Linked DNA regions of Homo sapiens: region 2 is linked to region 1. Evidence: read pairs that join two places in POLR2A ChIA-PET (ENCODE). Cell type or tissue: Panc1. All regions are shown on one strand. Links, peaks and the distances in the headings refer to the core of each region. The heading gives the core; the rest is flanking DNA.

The links. Peaks named below come from ENCODE experiments on the same cell type or tissue, not always from the same donor. Only the 100,000 strongest peaks of a DNase experiment are listed, where the experiment ranks them.
Region 2: POLR2A ChIA-PET joins it to region 1 with 6 read pairs; 4 of 35 experiments call an interaction of 5 or more read pairs at or near these places.

The regions. Positions count from the first base shown.
Region 1 is chr2:10,139,645-10,142,550 of GRCh38, reverse strand. It overlaps a transcript of RRM2 not described here. Among named protein-coding and RNA genes, the nearest start is that of RRM2, 18 kb to the right of the region's middle. In Panc1, for the core only: a CTCF peak has its summit at 1,189; no DNase peak of the experiment used is centred there.
Region 2 is chr2:10,321,755-10,324,660 of GRCh38, reverse strand. The region is part of intron 1 of HPCAL1 (hippocalcin like 1); the gene reads right to left. Among named protein-coding and RNA genes, the nearest start is that of HPCAL1, 20 kb to the right of the region's middle. In Panc1, for the core only: no CTCF peak of the experiment used is centred there; no DNase peak of the experiment used is centred there; H3K27ac peaks cover 1,138 bases.

The DNA.
Region 1 (2,906 bases), core at 235-2,734:
CCCCCGCCTGGCCACACGTAGAACGGCAGAGGCTGGCAGTACCTGGATTTCCGACCTGGCAGGGGTGCGTGGGGGCCCTGTACACTGAGCTAGGAAACAGCAGATGACAGGCCCCGCAAGCCACCTCCACAGTGGCCCCTCTTCCCCCACCGTGCGAGTTGCCATCATTTCTCACCTGAAAGCTGCAACTGCCTCCCGCTTCCACTGGCGCACCCCGAGTAACACCTGACACGCAGAAGCAGGGGATTCCCTTTCAAGACGTAAGGCTGGTCAGACCTTCCCGAGCTTCTCATCCCCTTAGAAATGAAATCCAGACTCTTTACCTGGGTCTGCAGACCTGCATGTACACACCCACTCCACTGACCCAGCCCCATCTCCCACCCCTCACTCTGCTCTGACCACTCACAGACGCGCCTGCCACAGGGCCTTTGCGCTTGCCCACCCTCCGCCTGAAACATGCTTTCCTCCCCTAACCACGTGGTCGATCCCCACATCCTCTGGCTCCCTCTGGCTCCCCACATGAAAGAGCAAGGGGCATAGCCCGCCCCTTCCTCCCTGCTTTCCTTGTCTTCAGAGCTTGTCACCGTCTGACTTACCGCACACTGGGTGGGTGATTGGTCTCCATCTCCCTCACTGGCGTGCTGTCTCCCCGAGGGCCTGGACTCCATCTGCTTTGCACTTCACGGTCTCCCAGCACCTGCAGCAGTGCATACAGGAGGGCTCAGTGACTGCATGCTGGAGCAACCGCCTCCCAGCCCCAGCCCCAGCCCCAGGCCATGGCCACCTCCTGGGGCTCTGTTTCCCGTGCTTGGAACAGTACCCCACCCTCACCTGCTCTTTCCTTCCCAAGAACAGGTCGAGGTCTCTTGCCCTCCTTCCTGCCTCCCCGCTTCCCAGAGCTAATCATACCCTCCTCCGTGTGATCTTGGAATCCTTAAGCACATGCATTCTTGACTCCAAGACCAGACACCAGGCCTCCTCCATTCCAGCACAACCACAGTTAATAGCCACTGTCCACCACCATGTGCCCAGACCTCTGCTGGCAGTGACCAAGGATGCAGAAGCAGAAGATGCACACCCACGAGGGCTGGCAGTCTCCCTGGAGAGGGCACACTAACATGGGGACAACATCCTAGCACAGCATGAGATGCGTGTCAGTGAGCGTAGCTAGGTGGCACCAACTCCCTAAGGCTCAGAGTGAGACATGGGGGTGGGGGGAGGGGATGGAGGGAAGATGGGATGGGAGGTGCCAGTTTTGCCACCCACAGACTTAACCTGAGTCCCAGAGCACATAACTGGTCAACAGCAGAGCTGGGCCTGGCTGGGTCCATCGGGCTCCAAGCCAGCGGTTTCTGAACTCAGAATGGCCCCCATTGGCCGACCTCTTTGGACAGAAGCAACTAACTCCCACCTCTCCACGAAATCCCAAGCTCCTAAGCAACTTCCAGAGGCTACAGCACAATAGTGAGCAGACACACAACTCACAACGTGGGCCCCGCACATGACAGCGACGTGGGCGAGATGCAGCCCCAGCCGCCAGTTCACAGGAGCGAGGGCTGCCAGCCTCCACATGCCCGGGGCACCTCCTCCTAACCCTGGTCCAGAGCTCAGGGTCCCTCTCCCTAAAGCCCACCTGAGACCCAGAATAGCCTTCTGCCTGGGTAGCTGCTTCCCCTGGTGGCTGCGAGTGCTCATCAACACTTATTATAAGAACATTATAGGAAAATTTAAACAGAAAAATAGAATAGAAAGAAAAACTGCTCTTACTCCCAACCTGCCCCCTAAGGCACCTTTTCATTTCTCCACGTGGGACACCTTCCTCTCTATCCATATGTACACATTTTTATGACAACGTAAGCACAGTATACCCATAACTTTACGTTCTGCTATTTTATCATTTTCCTGTAAACAGCTTTCCCTGTGTTTAAATGTGATCTGTGTATTTCTCATCTAGAGTGACTGGTTAGCACTCCATTAATAACCGGCTCTCTGAGCAGGCACCCTGCTGGCTCAGCCACCACCAATGCCATCCACTACTTTCCCATCAGGTCCACTACGGAGCTCTCAGGAACATGGTCAGGCCTTACTCAGAGCTCATCAAGCATTTTCTGTAAAGATAGAAAATACAGACCACAGCAGCTATTCCAGTCTCTTATCCATGGTGAAGGCAGCCACAGACCATACGTAAACAAACAAGTGTGGCTGCGCCCCAACGAAGCTATTTATGGGCCCTGAAATTTGAATTTCATAGAATCTTCATGCAACACGAAATGTTCTTTTGATTTTTTTTTCTTTTCTTTTTTAGAGACAGAGTCTTGCTCTGTCGCCCAGGCTGGAGTGCAGTGGTGCAATCTCGGCTCACTGCAACCTCCGCCTCCCGGATTCACGCCACTTTCCTGCCTCAGCCTCCCAAGTAGCTGGGACTACAGGTGCCCGCCACCACGCCCAGCTAATTTCTGTATTTTTAGTAGAGAGGGGCTTTCTCTGTGTTAGCCAGGATGGTCTCGATCTCCTGACCTCTTGATCCACCCGCCTCAGCCTCCCAAAGTGCTGGGATTACAGGCATGAGACACCACGCCCAGCCATTCTTTTGATTTTTAAAACATATTCCTAGCTCCTGGTATGTATAAAACCAGGCGGTGAACCAGATCCCACCCACGGGCTATTTCCTGACCCCTGCTCCGTTAACATTGGAGGATCCAGGGGTGGAGGAAGGAAAGTCCTAGAAAGGAGTGGAGGAGGAGGGTGGGAACTGAGGAAGCAAAGGAAGGCCCAACAGACCACTCTCTGTGTTCCAGAAAGTTCTAGGACTTGCTTCCAATTCCCAAGGGGCCTGGGACAGTCCAGCTCTCTGAAACGCCCCAAACAGAGCAAAACCGAAGGCTGGGACCATAGAGATGGCTCAG
Region 2 (2,906 bases), core at 295-2,794, 180 kb before region 1:
GCTAGAACCGGTAAGGCAGGACCAGGGGTGGTTTCCTATCATTTGCATTTCCCCAAAACATAGGCTGAAAACCAGCCGGCAAATCAGGAATCCCCAAAATTTTTTAGCAGAGCAGCAACTTTTGAGAAGTGCTGAATGGCCACAATATACTCACAGCTGTGCAATGGCTATCCCCAAAGCGAGGAAACTGAGGCAAAAGGGGAAGGGACTGTCTCCCATGGTCACAAAACTGGTAGTTCTGGCTGAACCCCAGTTTTTGCTCACCAGGTCTCCTGGCCCCAGACCTGACTCCAGAGAACTCCGTCCCCTTCCCTGAGAAATGACATCACTGTTAGCCTGACCTAAGGAAGAATTCCCAAATAACAGACCACTTACACAATAGAGCTGTTGTCATGGTAACCACAGCCTTAACAACTTTGGCATTTCCACAACCTCTGATTGATCCGGTTCTCAAAACTGACATGACAATGAAACAGTATTTGCATTTAATTTATTTTAATTGGCTTTTACATAAGGAAATGTCTGGGTTTCACCCTTAATAACAACAGGATGAGTGAGTTCTTAATAGTGGGACCCTGGAAAACAGCAAGATGAAAGCCAATCATTTTAAATTTTCATTAACTGGAAAAATTCTTAACTGACTTTCTTGAAGTACATTTTACTTAATTCTCCTTCCTTTTCTGAAATGACAAGAGCTTTTGCATGGTGAAGTACATCCTTTAGACTACGTTCTTGTGCCACATTTAGTAATGGGAAGACTAGAAAAATCAGATGTTCCAGATGTTTCCATGAAGTAGCCAGTGGAAGTGTATATGGAAGTTCCGACAAGACGCAGATTTTTGTTGTTGTTGTTATTGTTTTTTAAATGTCTCCCCAGTGCCTGGAAGAATCCCTGGCATACAGTAGGCACTCCATAAATATTTGTGGAATGAATGGATGTGGGCTAATTCTCATTACCTGAGGTCATGCGTATAAAGCAGTAGGACAGTGCTGGTCATTTGAGCTTTTATTATTTTCATTAGAGTGAGGCGCAACTGGTGCTTACCTAAGGTAGTACACCACTGGGCTGTGAGAGATGGGGCCAGCTCCAGGGTAAAGGGTACAGGTTGGGGAGCCTCATCTGGGGCTGACACCTGTAACTGCCTCAGTCACCCATTGTCTTCAGCAATCCCACCTAACGTGCGCCCACTGCCAGGGCCAGGTGCAGGCCTGGGGCCAGATCCAGCATGAAACAAAGCTGAATGGGAATGTGTTTGGCCTCTGCTGGCCAGGGCACTCTGTCTACTGGAAAGGAAGGCTTTTTTACGCCATTCCCCCTGAAAGGTGCTCTAACACTGAAGTTAGGGTACAAGAGGCACAGGGGACAACTGAGAAAGGGGAGCAGCCAGCTTGAGAGGCTGGACGGGAACCTGCAACCAACGGTTGAGAGCGTGGAGCACCGTGACCCCATGCATACACGCTGGGACTCCGTGGGGAACGCGTCTGGGGAACCGGGGGAGCCAGGTCAGAGAGTTGTGCTGGAAACATGCCATGAAGCGGCCAGTGGTGGTGGCTGCAGCACAGTCATGGTGGACCTCAGGGTCAGCCTGGGATAGCTGAATCCTGATGCCCACCTGAGAGACCAGCTTAACACGATGGAGGGACAGGAAAGCAGAAGGGGGCAGCGTGTGTCCCAGGCTTGCCTGCTGTCTGTCTGTCAAGAGCCCCCAGGGATCTATCTGGGGGACTTGGGGACAATGTTGGACATTCCATCAATGAGGAATGCATTTGGCTGCAAACAACATAAAACGTGACAAGCGGTGGCTTAGATAAGAGTGGCTTAGATAAGAAAGGGTCTTCTTTGTGTCACAGAGCAAAGTTCAGGTGCAGGAGATCCAAGGTTCAGGCGGTAGCTCAAGAATGCCATCAAGGTCCCAGTCTTCTTCTGCTCTACTGTCTTTAGCACATGGATTTCAACCTCATGGCCACAGAACAGCTGCCCCATCTCCAGGAATCACATCTGCTTTCCAGGCAGGAAGAAGATGCATGGGTCAAAAATCATCTGTCTTGGGACTTTGACTCTTTATTCAGAAAGGGAAACCCCTCGCAGCAGGCTGCCCCTCAGCCAGAAAGGGCCAGTGAGGCCTAAACTCACTGGGCCCCCTGGTTGGGAGGCAGCTGGTGAAGTCAAGCCTTTCATTTTCCAGCCCCTTGGTGGAAGCATCCTTGCACTTGCTGTTCCCTTGCACCTGCTGTCCTGCTGGGGTTTTCGTGTGGCTTCTGCCCTTATTTTCTTCAAGTCTTTGCTCAGATGTCACCTTCTCATGAGACCTTCTCTGACCACCCTATTTAAAACTGTGGCTGGGTGCAGTGGTTCATGCCTCTAATCCCAGCACTTTATAAGGCTAACTTGGGAGGATCACTTAAGCCCAGGAGTTCAAGACGAATTTGGGCAATCTAGTGAGAACTCATCTCTACTAAACATTTAAAAATTATCCAGGAATGATGGGGTATGCCTGTAGTCCCAGCAACTCAAGAGGCTGAGGCAGGAGGAACATGTAATCCATAGAGTTGCAGGCTACAGTGAGCTATGATGGCGCCACTGCACTTCAGCCTGGGCAACAGAGCAAGACCTTGTCTCTAAAAAAATAAAAAATAAAATAAATAAAAAGTAAAATTGTGTCTCTCTATTTGCCTAAGAGAAATGAAAACATACATCCACAAAAAACTTGCACGCTTGTACAAAAAAAACTTGTTCCTCGCAGCATTGTTCAGAATAGCCAAAAGTGAAAACAGCCCAAATGTTCATCAACAGATGAATGGATAAACAAAATGTGGTCTATCCATACATTGGAATATTATTCCGCCATCTACAGGCATGCAGTACAGATACACACGCAGCATTGGCGGTGCATGAAAACACTGTG